3 separate regions of the Mus musculus genome follow, and regions 2 and 3 are each linked to region 1. The links are chromatin loops, found by intact Hi-C in ENCODE. Cell type or tissue: gastrocnemius. All regions are shown on one strand.

Region 1 (8,000 bases):
TAGTCTGCATGGGTCCAACAACATTATAACATTATCAACCTCCATCTGTAACACATGGAGGTACAGCAACAGAGGCTGGTGGATAAACCACCAACTGACAATAGCCCTAAGGCCATGAGGCTGAGTTGGGCACGCTCTGGAGTATAGCGTGGTACCAGGATCCCAAAGGGGATACAGAATGGAAAGTTTTGGGGTCCCACTATAGAGTGAGCTAGGTGGGTCCTGTTTTGCACAGGGGTGGTCTCTCATTATGGGGCAGACAGGCAGCTCACTATTATAGGCTGTGCCTGTAATGCCCCCGACTAATTGTTTTGTGAAGGCGGATCCCTCCACTGGTCCCCCACCACCCTCCCTACTCAGCGACTCCAGCTGACGATGTGGCTCCCTGGCTGCATATTAACCTAATTTATTTTTTGTTCTCTTGTCTGAAAACTTGAGAATTTTATTTTCTGGTGAGAAGTGGACATGGGAGCTCTGGTCGCGTGCCGTCCTTTGAAAGAGACACTACAAAGCTGAAAAAAATGAGTTGTGTGCACGATACCCAGAGAGACCAGCGAGGCAGAGCCAAGCAGCCAGTGAGTGGGTAACCCCAGGCCTCCCTGCTCTTCGAGGCTTGGCTGGGAGGCTCAAGGACACCATGACACAGACGCTGGCAACTTGGCCTGAGGGGCTCCAAGGCTGTTTGGAGTTGGCCCAACACCCACAAATCTGAGGCTGGATATTCTGAGAACCCTAGCTAGCAGTGGAGCCAGAAAATTCACATAGCTCTAACTCTTTCCTCTTCTCCGGAGGAAGGGGCGATTTCCCCCCAGAAAAGCAGCTGACCCACGCCGCAGGCTGCAACACATGGGTGTCCCCACGGATCCCCGTGGAAATCTTGTCTCGAGTCTCACTGCCAAAGCCTCGTCCTGGGAGCGTGACCCTGACTCCCGAGGACAAGCAGAAGCTTCCCCAGGGGCAGAAGCAGGAAGCAGACAGACACTTTAGCAGGACACTCTACGCCAGCTGGAGCCACGGCTTAAGCACAGACAAAAGCATTTGGAGAACGGGCATCTTTGGAGCTGTAGGCAGAGGTTTCTGCTCTAATCTGCTTCTCTTACATACACCCCTAAACCCCGGTCCTCACCGCCCAATCTATATAGAGCCTCTGCACGCTGGTCCTTTCTATGGAGGTAGAGGGACCCAAGGGATGCACAGATAGCTGGGGCAGCTGCACAGGTCACCAGAGAGTGCCATAATCATTCTGTGCTTGCTGCTGGTGGTCTCTAGACGAGAAGCCAGTGGGCAGAACGAGTCATATCTCCTTTTCCGCCCCAAGATCCCTTGCAACCTTTTGGTTCCATCAGCTAAGTTTCTAACAGCTCCCCCCGCCCCATACACACACAAGTGCACAATGACTCCCTTCTCTCCGGGAGCTGTGAACCTGACCTTGGGGAGGTAAAGGGCTCTGAAAAGTGGGTACCCTTGACCCTGGGGATAGTTGAGAAATGGCTACATGCAAAGCAGGGATTGAGTACCATGAATAGCAGGCCCATGCTGAGCACAGAGTTATCCACTGAGCCTGCTGAGGGCTGCAGCGCCCCAGGAACACTTTACACAAGGGTCCTTGGGCTCTTATCCTTTCTCAAGGGACCCTCTCCATCGAATTGCCAGCTAGCATGGCTGGCTGTGAACACAGTGACTGGGGGCTCTGGTTCTGGACGGGTTAAACTTTCCTATTACCTCATACTGGCCTCCTGCCTGTAGAGAGAGAGAGAGAGCAACATCTGGCAGAGGTATTTCTCCAGCAGAGCTTGGGCCTCTGGAGGAGCAGCCTGGCTCCTTACCAGAGGCCAGCTGCAGGCTTAGGCGGAACTCAAGGGAGGGGGCTTCCCGGGAAAGGATAGCCACAGTGGTGCCGCACCACCTGGGTCCCCGAAGCCCACCCTCAAGGGCCTGGAGATGACAGCCAAGCATTCCTGTGAACAAGAGTCACTTCCTGTCCTGCTAACCCTGGGAAGATGCTGGAGCTGCGGTGTGGAGGGCTGGGCTAAGCATTACCCCAGACGTTTTGAGGGGCTAATAGGGTTTCAAAATGAGATCTACTACGAGCCCAGGACCGTGTTGGAGACCACCAGGTCTGGGGTATGCCCTCCTTGTCTTTATCCCCCAACAGCCACAAAAGCAGATCCTGCCCCTCCCACCCCCAACCAGAGTCTGTAAGTGATATTCTGGGGATCAGACTGCTGATCAACATGCAAAATTGCTGCCTTTCTCAGCCAGAGGTGGCGCTGGGGAGCTGGGGAGCCGCACCAGGCATGCGTCCTGTCTCTGCAGAGCCCCTGGCACTTGGAGTGTGGGTTCCACTGTATAAGCCTCGCGCTGAACTGTGATTGATATTTCCCAGCTGCTGCCAAGACTCTTCGTGGAAAACTGCTATAGCCTGACCGCCTGAGTTCTAGCGAAGACAAGCCTAGTCAGAGAAGACTTCCTCACCCCACCCTGCTGTGCGCAGGAGAGAACAGGACACTCCCTGCTCTCTGCAGGGAGCCAAGCAGGGGACTCCAGGCCCAGTTCACTCTTCACCTCAGGTAGCCAAGGATTGTCACAGCGGAACAGCAATATATGCAAGGGGTTGCTAAGACCCTTGGTCTCTTCTCAGCCACACTGGGGCTTGGAGACTCTCCAGCCTGCTGCTTCAGGGTGGCCTGGCTGGCAGCCTTGTCCTCTCACCCTGCCTGGCCTCATCCCCCAACCATGGAAGCCCCTCATCCTTGGTACTCTCTGAAGATGTCGAGGAGACCGAGGGACCCAAGATCAGCCAGGGCAGCAAGACAGGCTGCATGCAAGAGGTGGTCAGGGGTCTTTTCTAGCCTCTGTGCTCTAGGCTGGGGACATAAGAACCAGGGACATTCAGATCTGGGCTGGTTCCTGCTCTGTCATCTACCAGTTCTGTGACCTAAGGCCAGAGAAACAAGCCAACATTGTGTTGCCACATCTTCAGGAGATACCCCTCTTAGTATTGGTTAGTGAGAGTTTATGATGGGCTATTAATGGCAGTGTCGGAGTAAGACAGTCTCAATTCCTTATCAGGAGGCCACCATCAACAGGTCCCATGTAGACTCTGTCCAGATGTGCTAGAATAGTGATTCTTAGCCTTCCTAATGCTGTGATGATTTAATATAGCTCTCCATGTCGTGCTGACCCCCGACTATAAAATTATTTCATTACTGCTATTGTTAAGAAGCCGGGCAGTGGTGGCACACACCTATAATCCCAGCACTTGGGAGGCAGAGACAGGTGGATTTCTGAGTTCGAGGCCAGCCTGGTATACAGAGTGAGTTCCAGGACAGCCAAGGCTATACAGAGGAACCCTGTCTTGAAAAAAACAAACAAACAAAAAAGAATCGTAATGTAAATATCTGATATGCAGGATATCTGGTATGTGACCCCTGTGAAAGGGTCGTTGAACACCCCACCCCAAAGGGATCTTGATCCACCGGTTGAGAATCACCATTCTAGGAGGTACCCTAGGACCTTCTATCTGGCATCTGATTCCATAGCCCCGGCTTCTCTAAGGAGGCCTCTTGGCAGTCAGATGTGCACCCTGGGTCACATCTGGGGTTCCTAGGAACGGCTACAAGCCTGCATGATTTTTCTGATCTATCAAACTCTGGAGCAAGAGATGTCTCTCGCTGTTCTGTGGAAAAGGGCCTCGTTCTTGCTCAATGATCTCCAGAGATTGAGGGGCCATTCAAGCACTTCCATGCAGGGGTTAACTTTAAAGAGAAAAAGTATTGTTGACAGTCAAAAGCCAATAAAATCAAGACCCACAAGAGTGAGAGGTAATTAAGCCTGTTCAGTGCCTGTCTAGGATCCCTGGGCTTCAGGTGACTGACTCAGATATCTTCTTCCCTTGTTGGCAAAACTCCCCCAAATCAGCACTAGGACTTGGGGTACACATGTGCCCTGGGTTATTTATGCCAGTTTCTTCCCCAGCACACACCGGAAATCTCACGTTCTGGTGGTTAGTGATTAAGGCCCAGAGAGGCTCTCAGGGGCCAATATGCTGGGCTTGAGCGCCCTCTGCTGTCCATCTGGGCACTTTGCTGGATGTTCACAGACAGAGACAGAGCGGCTGTGGAATGGTAGTCATCATTGCCTACCTCAGGCTTGCTTGAATAGATTGAGTCTAGGAAGCATTGAAGTCAATGAAGCCTCTGGGGAGATTCCATTTTCAGCCTTCCTGAGGCACAGTGTGCCCTGTCTCAACAAAGGTACAGGAAACTATCCTACCAGAGGCTGGCCCCTGTCACTTGGTAGGCCCAGTCCCAGATACAGAACAAGTGAGCAGCCTCAACTCTGTGACTAGCCCAGCTGCTTCCCACCTCTGCTTGCCTGTTTCAGAAGTTTCTAACCTTCCTGAAGCCAGAGCTCTCTGTAAAGAGGGGAAGGCTAACCCTAGGATATCTTAGGCCTAGGTATCCCAGAGCCTGGCACCATAACCCTGTGCCGTAAGAGTGTTTTCTAGGATCTTCATGTATATCTAGACATCAGTAGGACTCCCCATGGTAACTCCTAGCCTCAGAATTAGAGTCACAACCAAGGGGAAGGATCTGGGTTAGGGTTGAGATTAGGTTAGGGTCAGTTCCAATGAGCAACTTGTTCCTATCAGAGACCCCACATGACATAAACTACCACTAAGCATACTCCCACGTTCAGTTCCAGGGGCCAAGTCAGTGAAAGGTGTCCAATACTTCTTAGAGGGTCCCCCAAAAGGTGAGGGCAACTCCTTCAATCTTCCTCCTTGAAGGCAAATGTCTAGTGCCTCAATAAGGTGATCAATGCTTCAGGGACACAGGTTAGGACCTGTCCTTGCCCCTTGTCTGCCCACCTGGTTCTGAGATTCCAGAGAGTAGAGGTCAGCAGGTGGAAACGTAGGCAGGTCAGGCCCTGGGCAGCAGTGGCTATGAGTTCTTTGAGGATTTCCTGAGCAGCAGTTGGGATGGGAGACTCAGCACTCAAAGCAGGCTTGGCAACGCTTGGCTTCTGGTTGTACGCTGGTTCCTGGAGGATGAAGGTTAATAGGGCCTGGATCCCGACTGCCATTCTCCCCAATTAGACAGCCAAAGATCACCGGAGTCAGGACGCCTGACGTCATGGCAACCCTCGACACTCGCCACTGCTGTTACCATTTGTGTGTGTGTGTGTGTGTGTGTGTGTGTGTGTGTGTGTGTGTGTGTGAAATCACAGCAGCTGGAGGTAGAGAAAGCTACCCTGGAACCCAGGTCCAGGAGTCATGTGCTCAGGAATAGAGAGAAGCTGAGGTTCTGACAAACGAAATTCCACTGATAGAAGTAGTGGCACTCTGGGAAGAGGCTGGACACCCAACACGTAGACTGTCTCAGATATCAATAACTTCCTGAATTCTACTATATTATCCATGACCTTACAACCTTAACGGGATTGTGTCCACCATTAATACTCTCTGAATTCTGTTCATTGCCAGATGCTTATTCTTGTTAGCAGCAGTGCTGCCATTGTCGTAATTTCTGTATATTTTTATTGGTTCGGGTTTGTAGTATTATAATGGAGTGGTGTTATATACTTTCCAGTTCTAATCCTCTTAATTTCACTTTCCGATCTAATCCCATTGGCTAGAACCTCCAGCAACGCTAGGAATCCAGAATGCTAGGAAAAAACCCAAAGGGAGCCGTGTCCCACTCTTGGAAGCTTGCACCTGCACTCTGGGGGAGTCTGACCTCACGGAGGCCTGGAAGGCAACATCACCCGGGGCAGCCACAGCTGCGACTGATGGGGGCGTGATTGTGGTGACAAGTCCCCTTGAGTCATGAAACTGGATGCACATTGTCATCCATGCTCCAAAGCTCTCTGAAATCAAACTGAGAAATCTTCAAGCTCTCCTAAAAGCAGGGTGTGCTCCTACCCACGTGTACTGCAGTGATCTGAATGGAAGACTAACAGGCTCAGTCTATTACCCAATCTACATAACATAACCATAGGCTGCCAACTGTCTTACCAATGGTTTTTATGGTAAAAGAGAAAACACGTTTAATCTCAGCGCTGGAGAAGTGGAATCTTTACTACTGAGGTGTAGCATTATTCTTGGAGAGAGATGAATGAATGTCTACTCACCCCAGATAGGGGACTGGTGACAGACCACCAGGAAAGATAACACCAAAGTCCAACTTGGACTTTTTAGCTTTTTGGTTTTTGTTTTTAATTTTTTGGTTTTTAAGGCAGGGTTTTTCTGTGTAGCCCTGGTTGTCCTGGAATCTTGCTAGGACCAGGCTAGCATTGAACTCTTAGGAATGACCTGTCTCTGCCTCCTGATTGCTGGATTAAAGGCATGTGCCACCACTATCCAGTGAAGCAATGAGTTTTAATTATCAGGAATATGAGTGAAGGGTTACTTTACTTATAAGATCATGAATTATCTCAAAGACAGCTTTATCATCAAAGCCTACCCAGCAAGGGCAGTGGCTTATGAAAGCTGGGAACCTAATATTCTTTACAACATAGAGGCAGTTCAGCAGGCTGGAGAGTGCCTTTCAGTAGTCTTTTCTCCTTGGCGTGGGAAGATTTAATTTATCTGGTCAGTTTCAGGGACTTCCTGAAGCCTTTGAGTTGTTGGCTCCTGAGCTTTACAGACTTCTGTGTGGGAACATCCAATATCTTTAGCTTCTCACTCAGACAGGCTATATTTTGATGAAACTGCCACACAAAAGGTATATGGGGAGAATCTGTCTCAGGAAGCACACACATATGCATGTACACACACACACACACACACAGAGAGAGAGAGAGAGAGAGAGAGAGAGAGAGAGAGAGAGAGAGAGAGAGAGAAAGAGAGAGAGAGATCTTTTCAGAATGAAAGGTCTATAATATTTGTATGATACATATGTAATTGACTAGTACGATGCCTTACATTTACATTTGTACATATGTTCCATGCCTGGGTGTACATGGGAGTGTCATAGTTTGTGTGAGTTATAGGACACACAGCCTGAGAGTCAGTTCTCTCCCACCATGTGGGTTCCATGTATTGAACACAGGTGTCAGGCTTGACAACAAATGCCTTTCTTTACCAGCTGAGCCATCTCACTGGCCTCATGAGTTTTAAGTTAAAGATGTTCTCTTTGAGGTTTTGTTTTGAGACAGGCCTTGGCTGGTCTAGAAAGAACTTGCCATGTAGATCAGACTGAGCCTTCAACTTACAGAGATTAGTCTCCTCTGGCTCTTAGTATTAGGATTAAAAGCATGCACTCCTAGAGTCGTTTGCTGTCAAAAACAGTAGCTTTGAGTGGTAAAAAAAAATTTTAAAGGAACAAAGGGAATATTGAAAAAAGTCTTTCCACCTTTGTTTCTTTGTGGCTTAAGTCTGTGGTTCCCAACCCCAAGCAACAAATGTTACCAATTAAAACACTTTTTTAAAATTACATATAAAAAAGAGAGATATAAAAAAAACACATAATGTCTATACACACCTCCTCAATCTCCTCCTGTTTCCACAGAGGCTCTATGTTAGATACACCAATTAAAGAGTCAAAGCTAGAGTCCTCATAGAAGAGAGAACACCTGGCATCCATCTTTGGGGGTTGGGTTACCTTATTCATATTTTTTTGAATTCCGTCTGTGTCCCTACATGATTCCATGATTTGGTTTTTCTTTAAAGCCGATGTCTTAGATAGGGTTTTACTGCTGTGAACAGACACCATGACCAAGGCAAGTCTTATAAAAACAACATTTAATTGGGGCTGGCTTACAGGTTCAGTCAGAAGTTCTGTCCATTGTCATCAAGGCATGGTGCAGGAGGAGCTGAGAGTTCTATGTCTTCATCCAAAGGCTGCTAGTGGAAGACTGACTTCCAGGCAACTAAGGTGAGGATTTTATACCCACACCCACAGTGACACACCCATTCCAACCAGGTCACACCTATTCCAACAAGGCCACACCTTCATATGGTGCCACTCCCTGGTCCAAGGATATACAAACCATCA
Region 2 (8,000 bases), 270 kb before region 1:
ATGTTTTTCTGAACATTAAGTGTCCCTTGACCCCCATCGATAATAGCTAGCATTCAGGGAATTTAACTTTCACCTGCCTGTCCAGGGTGCCTTTCAGGAGTGAAGTATCATGAGGAGCCAGAGCCTTCAATACAAGACCTCACCTTTCCAGGCAGGATGGATGGAGGCTGTAGTTCGGCCTCTTGCCATGGGGTTTCGAGGTGGGGGAGGGGAATGCTGGGCAGCAGCCTAAGGGTTAAGGGTGTATCTGGGGTAGCCCCTTGCACAGGTACCCCTCCTACCTTTTGCCACTCGGCTTTGGAGCTGTGGGTGAAGCCCAGCAGGTGACAGAGTCCATGGGTGGCTGTGACCTGTTGGAGTAATTGAGAAGTCAGCTCAGGGGATGATCTACCAGACGGCCGCCCCTTCGGGCTCACAGAGGACCCTTGTAAGACTGAGTTGTCCTACGCCAGGACCCTGGGGCAGGATACACAGTTGCTGCCCTGGGTTGGAGTTAATACTCAGTTCTCTCCTGTCTAGGCAAGTGCTACCAGTGAGCTACATCCCAACCTCTATCGCCTCCTGTCTAAAACAGAACAATTCATTCACTCAGTTCACTTAATTAGTGTGGAGCAACACTGTTTGGGGTTGAGACCAGGTAAAAAGAGTTGATTGTCCCTGGCAGTATTGGGAATCTGACTAGATAGAATTAAGCAAGGGTGAATCACGGTTGTAGTATCAGTGGTCTAGAAGGTTGCAGTGAAGTATTGATTGAATCCAAGAGTTCAAGACCTGGGTGGTATAGTCTACATCTTTTCATTTATTTACTTATTATTTTTAAATTGTGTATATGTGCACATGAGTACAGACATCCTTGCGGCCTGAGAGGACATCTGATACCTTGGAGCTGGGGGCAGGCGGTTGTAAAATACCTGACCCAGATGCTGGGAAGAGAACTCGTGTTCACCAGAACAGTGGCTCCTGATACCCACGGAGCCATCCCTCTAGGCTAGGGCGTAAAACAAGGTCAGGGCACCTGTGCAGAGTAGGCATGGTGGTCAGGCAAAGACAGGACAGGACTCGAGTAGGTGGAGGGAGAGGCTGGACGCAGCAGAATCAGTGTCGCCTGCTTCTAACTGCAGACAGGATTGGGTTATAGCCCGCACAAGAAGGGGTAGAACAGAGTCCAGCAGAGGGCACTGAAGATCTGAAGAGCCCAGCTAATGAAGAGCCTGCATGATGTCTAGCTTTGGCTGACCAGAACACCAAGATTTATAGAGAGGACTACTGCAAGCTAAGCTAAAGTTATCTCTAGCAATCTTTAGTACCCTCTAATAACCATTTACTACGAACCTTGGGATCTGCCCTAATACCCTCATGTTGAGCAGATCACCTCTTGGAAAGCATGGTTAGTCTGACACACTTCTAGCCTCGGCCATCCCTAAAGCCAGGGACACTCAGTGGTTGTGTGGGAAACCTACAGAATTGCCACCACCTCCCTGTATACTGTCTGTCTAACGTCTGCACTGAAGTCACTGGTGACATGTGCCTTTTGTCTATTCCGGGACTATGAGAGTTCACACAACCCCTTCCATGTTGTACAGTAACCCAAATCTGTTCTTTGGCTTCAGTAGCCACCCTCATTTGGCTCAGAATAAACTAGTTTCTTATTTCCTTTAAAGCAGAGGTGTTATTTTATGTCAACTGGCAGTGCCGCTGCTGGCTCTGGGCCACTTCCTTCACAGCAGAGAATTATAACTTCCCCAACTCTGTATAGCACAGGCTGCACTATCCGAGATCAAGGAGACAGTCAAGGCCAAGGCCTTAACTCTGGGTCACCACCAGGGCCTGCTTTGGGTCACTCTTCAACTCTAGGAGGCCCACAGACAGCAAGGCTGTGGGTGTTCTGCCAAAGTGGAGCTCTTCTACTGAACACTGGTACATCGCGTCTCTTGTTAGTTTCCCCTCCTGCCTTCAAACTCTGAAGTGTGGAGGCTCCTGTTCTGTTCTGGGTAGTGTAATAAGAAGCCAATCCAGCAAATTTCAATTAGGGAAGCATGGTCCCATTTCTAGAGATAAAAGCTGAAGAAGTCCCTGGGGACACCAGGCTTCCCCCCCCCCCCCCAGTGTGTTCTCCTTCCCTCAAGTCTGGAGCTTCCAGTCCCATCAATACAAGTGGTATGTGTGGATGCTCGTGTGTTACCAGGAGTCTCCTCTTCCACCTTCTCTAAGGTTCATTTGAAGTTCCTTTGCGAGCGTATGTGGCTCCGCACCCGACTTACCGTCAGGACATCACAGTAATCCTCACTTTCTCTGCAATGCTGAAGAATGTACTCCACCCCTAGGAAAATGTCTCCCAGATTATAATCATCCGGTGAGTGTGGCTGAGGAAATTCGCCAGCTTTCAGATTCTGAAAAGGAGAAACATCACCAGGTTACAAGGACCTGGCTCACTTGTTTAGCAGAGGGCACGGGACTCTTAACCACAGGATGCTCAAGCTGCATAATGAAGGCTAAGGACCATCAAAGAGTCTGAGGGGGTGGAATGCAGTTATCACACAGTGACCCTCACGTGCTGTTTTTATCAAATTATCTACTCACCCCCCCAACCCCTCTCAAAGTCACATTCAATATCATTGAATTGGCATATGGACACAATCACACTCTTTCCCCACTTGTGTGCCTGCCATTTTTTCCTGTTAAGGGAAACAGGCTGGAGAGTGGCTCAGTGGGTAAGAACACTGACTGCTCTTCTGAAGGTCCGGAGTTCAAATCCCAGCAACCACATGGTGGCTCACAACCATCGGTAACGAGATCTGACTCCCTCTTCTGGAGTGTCTGAAGACAGCTACAGTGTACTTACATATAAGCCGGGCGTGGTGGCGCACGCCTTTAATCCCAGCACTTGGGAGGCAGAGGCAGGTGGATTTCTGAGTTCGAGGCCAGCCTGGTCTACAAAGTGAATTCCAGGACAGCCAGAGCTACACAGAGAAACCCTGTCTCGAAAAACCAAAGGGTGGAAAAAAAAAAAGAGAAAAGCAGAAAGAACTTTGCTTTGACAGGGGAAGAAACGTGTGTATGCTATAATCCACTATATATATATATACAGAAACAAATCCTTCATTAGCTGTGGCCTCTTCAGACATGCTGTAGACCTTCAGTCCCCTCTGCTGGGCTCTGTTCTACCCATCTTGTGCGGGCTATAGCCCAATCCTGTCTGCAGTTAGAAGCAGGCGACACTGATTCTACTGCATCCAGCCTCTCCCAACGCACACCTCGAGTCCTGTCCTGTCTCTGCCTGACCACCATGCCCACTCTGCACGGGTGCCTGACCTTATTTTATGCCACAATCACAAGGCTTAACTTTCCAGGGTTAAGCCTGCATCCTTGGCTCTTTCCTTCTCTTTTCTATCCTTTGAAGCACCATTTACTACCAATTCATTCCCCAAAAGGAGTATTCCCATTTCTTCTGCTAACAATGGGGGAAGCTATTTAGACAATGTGGTTCCTTGTAGCTATCTATCGCAAGGGAATCTGTTGATAATGCTTACCAGTTTTTACTTTTCTGTCCAAGCATTTACTACTGAGGTACACTTAAAACTGCAGACACTCTTATTTGAATTTCCTGAGGGCACTGAGTTAGTGAGAGTGGTCCCTGCATAGAGGAATTGTGATGTTTAGGGCTAGACATACTTAATGGGTCTATGTCATATTGCTTCATTTCTGTTTTTTATTTGCTTGTTTTTGAGATAGAGAGGATTTTTTTTTGGACCGAGTTTCTCTTTGTAGCCCTGGCTGTCCTGTTAATCACTCTGTAACACCAGGGTGGACTTGAATTCAGAGATCTGCTTTTCTCTGCCTCCCAAGCATTAGGACTAAAGGTGTGTGCCACCACTGCCACCCGGCTGAGAAAGGGGCTTCTTATGTGGCTTTTGTCTGGCCTTAAACTAACCAGGCAGACCAAAGGTGGCTTTGAACTCACAAAGATTCGACTGCCTCTGCCTCTTGGATAGATGGGATTAAAGGCATGCACAGTCACACCAGGCTAGACTTCAGTGCATTTCCAGAAAACTTCAAAATCAAAGATAACCAGATCTGTAATGTAATTAACAGGAACTATTCTGGAAGGAAGGTAAGCTGTACGAGAAGAACATATATACATACATATATATTTATTTTAAATATGAGGTATACATATTTACCTCATGAAATGAGAAAGAAAGCACGTCAGTTGGGACATTTTTATTCCTGTAGATCCTATTAATGTTCTGAATAGTCTTGTTGTCAACACAGATGATCCCCAGGTCAAATTTCTTCACTCCTAAGATACTCCTGACTAAATCCATCTTCCTGCGAAGTGGCACTCTTCTGATGGGGACCACCCGCTGCAGATTTTTAATCACCAAACTCATTTCGGGAAGAACACCCAGCCCTTTAAAAAAAAAAAAAAATGGTTGGAAGGAACCTGTGGTTAAAGTTCGAGAAAAGACCCGTAACTACTAGAGAGTGATAAGTTATGTAAAAACACACACGCGCTCACAATAAAACTTTATTTGATGGGATTTATCTGGTGGCAATGCTAAGGGAAATCACCTTTATTTACCCTAGGAAACTAATAAACAGGGTAGACTGGGCACAACGTGCAGAATAAGGCAAGTGGTTTGGGGCGGTTGCAATGGTGCAGGACCAGGTGAGGATGAGTGTGGGTGAGCAAATGGGGTCGCTGTGGGTCCAGCGTCTCTCGGGCACTCAGGCTGGAGGATCCACGCACGAACGAGGGGCTTCCACGCCGCACAATGCGGGATCGCCGTGCACTTACCGAATCCGACCGTGAAGAAGGTCGGGGGTCTGGCGGGCCGCCTGCCGGAAGATCAGCAGCAGCACACCCCAGAGAGCGGAAGCCGGATGCGGAGGACCGGAAGTTGGTCCTACAAATTTGATGTCCGTAGCGCACACCCAAGAGCCCGCTCCAGTGGCCGGTTTGTTGCGGTGCGGTGGGCCCGGTAGAGGCTGCACGCAGACTGTGGGCGAGCACAAGCGCTGGCGACAGTGGCCGTATCTGGCGGACTTGCTCCTCCCTCCGCGGCCTCCGCTGTCCCTTGTGTCTTTGCCGAGTTGCTGAAGGCCTTCACTAGTCTTCGCTCGAAGGCGTCTGTTAACCTAGCGGCCGGCTTCCGGAGTGTTAAGCATCGGGGATAAAAAGCTATTATTTCTAGACCAGGGCATCGCAAGTTCGAGTTACCGGGAGAAAAATGAGATGGTAGGAACCCAAAGCAGTAACATTTTAAATTACGGTTTTTGTGTTTTTATTTATTTATTTATTTATTTTGCCTTGGAGATCGCAAGAATCTGATAAGTGATGTGTTCCCGTCTTATTACTGAGGTTTTGTTTGTTTGTTTGTTTGCTTGTTTTTTCCCCGAGAAGGTATCAATTGAATAAAATGCTTTGCATTTTTATTTTAATCATAACGGATCAGGCTTCACCTAAGCCTGCTGGAGCACACCTGTGGTCCCAGCAGAAGGGAGACCGAGGCAGAAGAAAGGAACTTAAGGTTGTGCTTGATTGTAGTAAGCTTGAGGCAAGCCTGGGCTAAGCGAGACCTTGTCTTTTTTTTTTTTTTTTTTTTTTGGTTTTTCGAGACAGGGTTTCTCTGTATAGCCCTGGCTGGCCTGGAACTCACTTTGTAGACCAGGCTGGCCTTGAACTCAGAAATCTGCCTGCCTCTGCCTCCCGAGTGCTGGGATTAAAGGCATGCGCCACCAAGCCCGTTTTACGAGACCTTGTCTTTAATGAAAAGAAAAAGAAAAAAAAATCTTTAAACCTCCCTTACACCATAATCCATTTCTAATACCCTGTGTCCAAAACCTGTTGATCTGTGAGTGGTCGGCGGCCCGTTGTGCCCTTGCCTTTTAAATAATTGTCTTAGAATTTCTGTGATTTAAGAGTTGGAGCAAAATATGCTGTGATGTCCTAACCTTTTTTTTTTTTTCCAGGTCATCCTGAGGATGAAGGAGAGCTTCCCCTGGCAACAGATAATTTAAAGAGGAGAGCTACTTGTGTATAGTCCATATTTATTGCCTTCAGATAATTGGCTTGAAGATGCACCCGGTGAACCCCTTCGGAGGGCAGCAGCCCAGTGCTTTTGCGGTATCTTCCAGCACCACGGGAACATATCAGACTAAATCACCATTTCGATTTGGCCAGCCTTCCCTTTTTGGACAGAACAGCACACCCAGCAAGAGCCTGGCGTTTTCACAAGTACCAAGCTTTGCAACACCCTCTGGAGGAAGCCATTCTTCCTCCTTGCCAGCATTTGGACTCACCCAAACCTCAAGTGTGGGACTCTTCTCTAGTCTCGAATCCACACCTTCTTTCGCAGCTACTTCGAGTTCCTCTGTGCCCGGCAATACGGCATTCAGCTTTAAGTCAACCTCTAGTGTTGGGGTTTTCCCAAGTGGCGCTACTTTTGGGCCAGAAACCGGAGAAGTAGCAGGTTCTGGCTTTCGGAAGACGGAATTCAAGTTTAAACCTCTGGAAAATGCAGTCTTCAAACCGATACCGGGGCCTGAGTCAGAGCCAGAAAAAACCCAGAGCCAGATTTCTTCTGGATTTTTTACATTTTCCCATCCCGTTGGTAGCGGGTCTGGAGGCCTGACCCCTTTTTCTTTCCCACAGGTGACAAATAGTTCGGTGACTAGCTCAAGTTTTATCTTTTCGAAACCAGTTACTAGTAATACTCCTGCCTTTGCCTCTCCTTTGTCTAACCAAAATGTAGAAGAAGAGAAGAGGGTTTCTACGTCAGCGTTTGGAAGCTCAAACAGTAGCTTCAGTACTTTCCCCACAGCGTCACCAGGATCTTTGGGGGAGCCCTTCCCAGCTAACAAACCAAGCCTCCGCCAAGGATGTGAGGAAGCCATCTCCCAGGTGGAGCCACTTCCCACCCTCATGAAGGGATTAAAGAGGAAAGAGGACCAGGATCGCTCCCCGAGGAGACATTGCCACGAGGCAGCAGAAGACCCTGATCCCCTGTCCAGGGGCGACCATCCCCCAGATAAACGGCCAGTCCGCCTCAACAGACCCCGGGGAGGTACTTTGTTTGGCCGGACAATACAGGAGGTCTTCAAAAGCAATAAAGAGGCAGGCCGCCTGGGCAGCAAGGAATCCAAGGAGAGTGGCTTTGCGGAACCTGGGGAAAGTGACCACGCGGCCGTCCCAGGAGGGAGTCAGTCCACCATGGTACCTTCCCGCCTTCCAGCTGTGACTAAAGAGGAAGAAGAAAGTAGAGATGAGAAAGAAGGTGAGTCCTAAACATGTGTGTGCCACAAAAGTGTGCTGCCGAGCTCTTGTGAGGTCCCTTGTGGTCACTTGATTTTAAGTCCCACGATCTTGGCTTTTATCCCGTGGTGGCTCCTTTTGCCTGGAAGTGTTGTCCCTGACAGACTTACTTGTCTGCTCTCTAAATTCCAGATTCTCTCAGGGGAAAGTCTGTGCGCCAGAGTAAGCGAAGGGAAGAGTGGATCTACAGCCTCGGGGGCGTGTCTTCTTTAGAGCTCACAGCCATCCAGTGCAAGAACATCCCCGACTACCTCAACGACAGAGCCATCCTGGAGAAACACTTCAGCAAAATCGCTAAAGTCCAGCGGGTCTTCACCAGACGCAGCAAGAAGCTCGCCGTGATTCATTTTTTCGACCACGTGAGTACTCCCGAGAACCTGCTGCCTGTCGCTTTTTCTGCATTGCAAAGAATCACACCCAGGGCTCTGAGCAGGAGATGCAAGCTCCGCCCCTCTGAGCCTGTGTTCTCAGTCCTCAACTTGGTCACTTGAAAAATACATTTTTTAAAAAATTATTTTTAATTTTTGTGTATCAGTGTTTTGCTGGCATGTTTGTCTCTGCATCACTTGCATGTCTGATGCCCATAGAGGTCGGAAGAGGGCATCAGATCCTCTAGAACCAGAGTAACAGATGATTTTACAATGGGTGGAACCATGTGGGTGCTGGAAATAAAACGCAGGCCTCC
Region 3 (8,000 bases), 180 kb before region 1:
GGAATATTGGCCTGATATTAGAGTATGTCTCCAGATGTTGTGCAGCTGCACTGGGCACCTACCACATACAGAAACTGGCTTCTTATCCCTCATTCCTGTCCTGTTGGCTGTCAGTGGTGCTTCAGCCAAGTCACGCCGCCCTTGTCCGCTCAGTTGTCTGGGTGCCCTCTCGTTCCAGTTACTGAGCTTGAGGAATGCTGATGGCGGGTTCGCTACCTATGAGAAGAAGCGTGGGGGTTACTTGCTGGAGCTGCTGAACCCCTCAGAGGTCTTTGGTAAGTGTGTTGACTAGCAGCATGGTGTGTAGACCAGGCCTGGCACACAGGCAGGTCCACGTAGAGCCCCCTATGAGCCCCAGAGTATGCAGTGCCTGTCTCAGGCCATGGAGACCTTAGGCTGGGGTTGCTGTTTATCCACAGGGCCTCATGCTGTGTGGAGATTGCCATGTGCCCTTCATATGCTCAGTGACCCCCAGCACGTGTAAGGACCTGTGTCAGGGGCTGTCTGGCCATGACTATTGTCACTAAAGTTCTAGTCTGTCAGGGCAAGCTCTCTCTTCATGGACCCTGGCACCTGCTATCCCTTCCCTTATGCCTTCTCATTATCCTATGCTTTGACCTGTCATACATGTGGGGGTTTGGGGTGTGTGGCAGTGGTAGTAGCCCAGCTGTCTTGTGTGTGTGCCATAGCATAGGTGTGCAGGTCTCACTGTGCCCATTGTGGCCACACTGCTCAGGTTGATCTTGGGGTAATGTCCAGGTGTGACTCCTGCATGCTTTAACACCCTTGCTCACCACACTCTGGCCTGAACCATAGTGGAGCTCAGGTGCCTTCTTTTCTCCCTTTCTAGGAGACATCATGATTGACTACACGTATGTAGAGTGTACCTCCGCTGTGATGCAGGCACTGAAGCATTTCCATGAACACTTCCCAGACTACAGGGCAGCAGAGGTCAGGTAAGGAAGGTAAGGCAGGACTGAGTAGGCCCACAGCTCAGCGTTCCCTGACAGCAGACCGTGGGTTTTCAACAAGATAAGTGGAGACAATGACTTGAGTAAATGCAGGGACAGTTTCAGATGCTTACAGATCCATTGTGTGTGTGTGTGAGTGTGTGCGTGCGCGCGTGTGCGTGTGCGCGCGCCGTCTGTGTCTGTGCTTGAGTCTCCGTGTATATAGGTCTGAGAAAGACAGTACAACTGTAATGTAACAAGGGGTTATTTTTCCTATCTTCTTGAACATGTTTTAAAATGGACATAAATACCTCACTTCGCCACCACTGTCCAGGTAAATAGCCACTATGTGTTCTTTCATGTTGAGAGCCAATGAATGGTCAGAAGCTCTTGAGATTGTTATGTGGGGACCCTGACATTACCTGATTTACACCCCATTGTCATTCCCCCATGAAGGGACTGCCCTTCTGTCCTTAGTCACGGATTGTTGTTGCTCTCTTTGGACCTGCCTTGGTTGAGTCCCGCACTGGCAGGTGTTGGTTTCTTTTACTGTTAGTTCCGTGGAAGTGTAGGGAGCGTTTCATTTGGTGGAAGCAACTACGCAACAGTCCATCCCTTCCGCTGGTTCCTGCGGTCTTTGGATCTGCCTTGTTTGTGATGTTTCTTGAGTCTTGGAGGGGTTGTATAGCTGTGCATTTTCTCCATCTATGGTTGAATATTGGACCATTCTGACATAGCAACAATTACTTTGTCTCAGGAGCTTGACTGGTTGTGAGTCTTCGTGGTACACCTTGTATTATTAAAGTTTCCATCCATGACTAATGACAGCCGAAGGCGGCAGTGACGTTAAGGCGCAAACACAGCGTTTAGAAGGGGCACATCATACCTATCTAATAAAGCAGTGGCAGTGGCCTCCTCATGGGGATGACCTTTGCCCGGTTTACAGTAACATGAGTTTCTTCCTGTGGAGGGGGCCTTAGATCACAGCAGAGAGCAGTAAAGTTGCATTTTCTTAACTATCGTGTTCATGTGTTAATATTGTATTAATGGGCATTTTCTTACCTGATGTTTCTATTGTAACAAGCAGGGTCCATAGCTGAGCTGGACTGTTGGAGACAGTTCTGCACCAACAGCTTGCTGCTATCTTCAGTATTATGAAAGCCAGCTTGTAAGGAAGTAGTTTCTACTTTAGTCTTAGCCTATCTTTGCCAAAGCAGAATCTTTAACAGTAGCGACTATTTAGTTTTGTTTTGCAACAAAAAAGCCTGGCTTTGAGGAGCCTGTCTAATAGCTCCTAAGGAGGTAGCCCACTCCTAGCATTGAGAAAGTTCACCAAAAACCCATAAATAAAACAATACACTTAAAAAACAGAGCTAAAGCATGGAGAGATGGCTCAATTAATAGCATTCAGACTGATCTCACTTGTCCCTGGGAAACAAGGCGTGTGCAGTTGCTCCTTCTCACCCTCTGGGACAGTAAGCCCGAAAGTTAAACTCTTTCTCTGGTCAGTTGCTTGGCTGTGGTGTTTCACCACAGCAACAGAAGAATAGCTAATTCAGAAGCCGGTACGGAGATAGACTGTGAGAGAGAGACCTAAGCATGTTTCTGGGGAAGATGTGGACGGCTTTGTAAGGCTGGACTAGAAAAGTAGTTGAATGCTGTTATTAGAACTGCCTCTGTTGCAGGGAGACCCTCAATCAAGGCCTGGACTTCTGCCGAAGGAAGCAGAGAGCCGATGGCTCCTGGGAGGGGTGAGCAGACAGGAGGTGGGAGGCGGTGTGCATGCAGGGGTGGGAGGAGTCTGCCCTTACTGCCTTTGTCCTGGGAGCCTCAGCTCTATGGCCTGCTATCACCCTCCCTGCTGTATGCAGTTCTTGTGTGCCTTGGTTGGAGGAGGCTGTGGCTGAGCCAGGTGAACAGTGCCAACTTCAGCAGGTCACACTCCCCCCTGCCTGGGATGTGTGTGAGAAGTTCTTATACCAACTGCTGAAGTCCCTTCCTCCCCCTTTCCTCTCCTTTCCAACCTTCCATCCTCTTTCTGTTTCTTACTCTCTCTTTGGTTTTGTGAGACAGGGTCTTGCTGCATGTCTTAGGCTGGCTTTAAATTAGCAGTCCTCCTGCCTTAGCCCAGTGCTAGGAATATAGGCATGTATCCCCATGCTTGATCCAGTTCTGCCCTCTCTGAGGTTGTCCCAGTACCTGGGTAGAGTACCTGTCCTCTCACTTGGAGTGAAGAGCAAGGCTGACGTTCTCTTCTGTTCCCTCTAGCTCCTGGGGTGTTTGTTTCACCTACGGCACCTGGTTTGGCTTGGAAGCGTTCGCTTGCATGGGGCATACCTACCAAGATGGGTAAGTGTGGCTTTCAGGCTGATGGCGGTTAGGGCATTGCCATGGTCGCTGTTCTGTTCTGTTCCTGTACTGTGATAAAGCACTGACCAACAGCCCCTTGGAGAAGAAAGAGGTTACTTTAGGCTTATACTTCCAGGTCATAATCCATCACTGATGGAAGTTAGGGCAGGAACTGAAGCAGAAACCATGAAAGAAACCCTACTCAGCCAGCTCTCTTACACAGTGGGCTGGACCCTCCCAATTTCTTCCACTGATGACCCTGTGTTGACAGTAAAACTAAGCAGACCAGTAACGCTCTGCCATGGTGGTCTTTTTCCTTTGATATTTGACTTTATTTTGTTTAATATTTTTAAACAATGGGATAGGAGTCTAGGAACTCGGGAAAAGAGGGGTTCAAGTCCTATCTCTGGCTGCGCTAGCCAGTACGTCTAGATCTAGTGGGTTTGGGGAGTTAGGGATGTTGCGCTGAGGCAGATGCAACTCAGGGATGCCTAGTTCTGTTTCTGTGTACCCACATACCCAGCCTGCATGTGTCTGTAGCTGCAGAGGGTTTTCCTCTGTGCCCAGCAGCACACGTGCACCCATATCCACTCACTTCTGCAGGCCCCTCCCATGACCCTGAGGCAGCCTGTCAGGGTAGGGTATAGAGGGCTTAGATCCACTCAAGGCAACATGTTCCAAACCTCCTGCTCTCTCTACAGGGCTGCTTGTGCAGAAGTAGCTCAGGCCTGCAACTTCCTCCTGTCCCAGCAGATGGCGGATGGAGGCTGGGGAGAGGACTTTGAATCATGTGAACAGCGGCGGTATGTGCAGAGTGCTAGGTCCCAGGTCCATAGCACCTGCTGGGCCCTGATGGGTTTGATGGCTGTCAGGTAAGGGCAACGGAACCATCATTGGAAGTGTGTGCTAGGGACAGTCAGCTTTGAGGAGGTAGCCTAGGATATGGACAGATGTGGGAAGATGTGAAAGTAGCCACAGGACTGAGCCATTATCCCTCTGTAACTGTGGATGGAACCACATACCCTATTCCTAGGCTAAGTGGCAGCCCGTCTGGATGAGTGGTACTTACAGGGAGACTCATCCTTAGAAGTGGTCTACCTGTCCATTGGTAGTCAGTACTTGTTGGCAGAGCAGGAACAGCGGGGCCTGCGGGGCTGTGGTGGGGAAGGGAAAGCGCTGCCTCAGGATCCAGAGCTCAAGGCTACTGTGGCTGCTTTGGCTCTCTCATGTCCATGGCTCATATTGGATTGAGACACATGTATTGCACCCATGTACACAGACCCACATATGTATCTGGATGTACATGCATTTGCATATATATGTTTAGGTATATACATGTGTGTTCACACAGGTGTAGGAGTACACACACTGTACATGCTGTCTTAGCCTGTGTTGCCACAGTACACTTGGAGCCATTTGGAGATCTTCCCGAAATCCCCTTAGTAAGTGTGTACAGGGAGCCCAAGGACGTGAGAGTCATCAGTCTGTCCCTACTCAGTCCCCAGCAGGTGTCTTAGGGTTTTACTGCTGTGAACAGACACCATGATCAAGGCAACTCTTATAAGGACAGCATTTAATTGGGGTTGGCTTACAGGTTCAGAGATTTAGTCCAGTATCATAAAAGTGGGAGCCTGGCAGCATCCAGGCAGGCATGGTACAGGAGAAGCTGAGAGTTCTACATCTTCATCTGCAGGCCTCTCAGAGAGGACTGACTGACTTCCAGGACAAGGGTATTAAAGCCCAGACCCACAGTGACACACCTACTCCAACAAAGCCACACCTCCTAATAGTGCCACTCCCTAGCCCAAGCATATACAAACCATCACAGCAGGGTAGGCATAAGGCTTGTCTTCCTCCCTAGGGAATCTATCAGCACCGTGTGCCTGCCATGTCGTCATGGCAACCACGTGTGCACTCCCCATGCTTACACATGTTCTGCTTCTCAGGCTCATGGGAAGATTCTAGCAGGAGTCTCAGGTGTTCTGCTTGTTAGGGTTTACCTACCATCTTAGGATCTCATTGCTGTGAAGGGGCACAGTGACTACAGCAATTCATATAAAGGACACCATTTAACTGGGGCTGGCTTACAGGTTCAGGGGTTCAGTCCATTATCATCATGGCAGTGTGCAGGTAGACACTGCTGGAGAAGGAGCTGAGAGTGCTACGTTTTGATCCTCAGGCAGCAGAAGGGGATTGTGTGTGTCACACTGGGCATAGCTTGAACACATAGCCTCAAAGCCCCCCTCCACAGTGACACACTTCCTCCAACAAGGCCACACCTTCTACTAGTGCCACTCCCAGTGGCGGAGCATTCAAACCCATTCCTATTCAAACCACATATATCATTGTCATGGGATTTGGAGACTTTGTTCTTTTCCTGGGATGCACGATCATGCCACTTGCTAGGTATGCTCACCTTGTCTTCTTGCCCCTCAGGCATCCCGACATCACTGCTCAGGAGAGAGGGATCAGATGTCTGCTAGGGAAGCAGTTACCCAATGGAGACTGGCCTCAGGTGTGTGAGGGGTGGGCAGTCATTCCCACATTGATTCCCAACTTCTCCGTTAGTCTCCACACGCTTTCCTATGCCCATGTTCTTCTGAGGGGCCTTTGGGGACCTGGGATAGGGACACTGCCCAGCAGAGACTTGTCCTGCTTGTAGAGCTAAGATGTGTTGAGCACATTTTGCTGTGTGTAAAGGAAACTGGCTGGGGGAAAGGACTGGAGAGCTGAAGTTTTCTGCACAACCTCGGCTCTACCGTGTGCTGTTTGTGTGTGGTTCATCACTCACAAGATGTGCAGCTGGGTTTCCATGTGTCTCTGTGCCTATGGGGATTGTTAGAGACTACTAGACTAAGGAAGAATGTTTACTTGAAGCTATAGTCTCTGATCTAGGACCAAAGTCGAGCAGGATTGCTGCCAGCCTCTGCTTGCCTGTCTTTGGGTCATTAGCTTTTCCCAAGCAGTCTTGTCCTAGGGCTGGGAAATTCAGTAGTTAGGACCACCATCCAGGGACAAGTGCCTTATTGCTCATTTTTTCCATGTCTTTCCAGGAGAACATCTCTGGGGTCTTCAACAAGTCCTGTGCCATCAGCTACACAAGTTACAGAAACATCTTCCCCATCTGGGCCCTGGGCCGCTTCTCCAACCTGTATCCTGACAATACCCTCGCCGGCCACATTTGAACACGTGTGTGTCTGCTGCACCTGGCCAGCATCATCACCATCCAGGTCCTGGAGAGCCCCGTGTCTTGGCTGGGTGATAAGAGCCTTCTTAGCCCTGCTTAGGCCTCGTTCTCTATTTCTGTAGACAGGAGGCTGGGGATAGGGTCAGTGTTGGTGTCTTTAGACACTTGTCAGTGTGCGCTTAAAGTTCTTGGACTAGCTTCAGTGAGAAAGGGAAGAAGATGAGCCTTGAGATCCAGAGAGGCGCAGTGGATGGACTCGGAAGCTCCTGGGTATTCGTTCTCCCCGAGGGAGAGAGGCTATAGAGCTTCTGTGATCAATGACTTCCCTGTGAGGGAGCAGCTGGCTTCTTCACTGCTTCCCTTGTTGATTGTGGAGTGGGCACTTGAGCATCTTGTGTTTGCTGTGCTGAGGGAGTTAGAGCAGCCATATGGTGCAGGGGTGCTCAGAGAAAGGCTCAATGGCAGGTGAGGCAGGTCCCTTACTCATTGTGCCCTGAGCAGTGTCTGGTGTCCCTAGAAACTTGCTACCCATGACTACATCACTATATGAAATGCCAGTTATTCAGAAAGGAAATACAAACTGGCTTTGTACCAGAAATGCTACTAAAAGTCATTTGAATGATCACCGACTCCCTTACTAAACAGACCCTGGGCGTAGTAAAGAACAGCGGCTGCTCTCTCAGAGGACCTGGGTTTGATTCCTGGCACCCACCTGGTGGCTAACAGCATGTAACTCCAGTTCTCAGGGAACCCAATGTCATCTTCTGGCCTCTGTGGGCACTGCACACATGGTACATAGACATACATACACTCATAACATCTATACACATAAAATAAATCCTGAAAATAAAATATTAAAAACAACCACCTGCCTTCCTGAGACATTTCATCCTGGAGTGTCTATGCTGAGTCTGTGTGGCAAGGAGCCAGTTGTAGCATCCAATTCTGCCCCCAGATTATATGCTTATACAATTGCATTGGTTTCTTACAAGATCAGCATCCTGATGTCCAGGCTTCTCAGTCCTTGTTGAGATAGAGACGCACACGTGGGGGAGCCATTAGGGTAGACAGTGGTTGTAACGGTTCCTGCCATGGGACAGTGCTGGAGCAAGGACAGCTAATCATATCCAGCTCACCACTTAGACACACCAAGGCAGCCAGGAAAATGCCCATGACACCCAAAGATCGTTATCAGCCCATATGCCAGCTGTGCTTTGTGAGTCCAAGTGAGGGCCAGATGTCTGAGGCAATCCTTTTTGGGTGTGAGCTCTTAAGTTCCTGATTGTAACTGTGTGTCTGGCCAGAGCAGGCAGAGTTCAGGGTGGAAACTATGTGTCTCCTTGAAGTTACTGCCTTTCTCTCTGGCCATGGTGAGCGGGGTCCAGCTGGATGCCCCTTTAGTTAACTAACTCTCGGCATCTGTAGTGCTTTCTGCACTGGTATCTCCAATCGCTCCCTGACCCATAGTCTTCCCTCCGACAAGCAGAAAGCTGTGTCTGATCCCCATTCCCCTG

Evidence for each region. Hi-C counts contacts between places; a loop is a spot of excess contacts. Peaks named below come from ENCODE experiments on the same cell type or tissue, not always from the same donor. Only the 100,000 strongest peaks of a DNase experiment are listed, where the experiment ranks them.
Region 2: it touches region 1 in a loop (4-fold over the local background); 30 of 42 quality-filtered maps call a loop at or near these places.
Region 3: it touches region 1 in a loop (8-fold over the local background); 23 of 42 quality-filtered maps call a loop at or near these places.

Annotation. Positions count from the first base shown.
Region 1 is chr10:76,731,162-76,739,161 of GRCm38, forward strand. No RefSeq gene overlaps it. Among named protein-coding and RNA genes, the nearest start is that of Col6a1, 9.1 kb to the left of the region's middle. In gastrocnemius, CTCF peaks have their summits at 2,268 and 4,067 (motif pointing left); DNase peaks (open chromatin) are centred at 1,874, 2,285 and 4,057; H3K4me3 peaks cover 2,276 bases; H3K27ac peaks cover 3,711 bases.
Region 2 is chr10:76,463,976-76,471,975 of GRCm38, forward strand. It overlaps Ybey (ybeY metallopeptidase), which reads right to left and starts at 5,139. Exons shown (of 5, transcript NM_172550.4): 1 at 4,799-5,139; 2 at 4,182-4,411; 3 at 2,262-2,390; 4 at 282-350. The coding sequence starts at 4,391. Mcm3ap (minichromosome maintenance complex component 3 associated protein) reads left to right here and starts at 4,927. Exons shown (of 29, transcript NM_019434.3): 1 at 4,927-5,239; 2 at 5,974-7,277; 3 at 7,448-7,674. The coding sequence starts at 6,080. In gastrocnemius, a CTCF peak has its summit at 4,859; a DNase peak (open chromatin) is centred at 4,915; H3K4me3 peaks cover 1,940 bases; H3K27ac peaks cover 1,835 bases.
Region 3 is chr10:76,546,585-76,554,584 of GRCm38, forward strand. It overlaps Lss (lanosterol synthase), which reads left to right. Exons shown (of 22, transcript NM_146006.2): 16 at 179-275; 17 at 851-956; 18 at 2,636-2,701; 19 at 3,219-3,299; 20 at 4,001-4,171; 21 at 5,736-5,814; 22 at 6,353-8,000. The coding sequence ends at 6,484. It overlaps 4930483K19Rik (RIKEN cDNA 4930483K19 gene), which reads right to left. Exons shown (of 4, transcript NR_045354.1): 4 at 1-216. Among named protein-coding and RNA genes, the nearest start is that of 4930483K19Rik, 12 kb to the right of the region's middle. In gastrocnemius, a CTCF peak has its summit at 4,048 (motif pointing right); no DNase peak of the experiment used is centred here.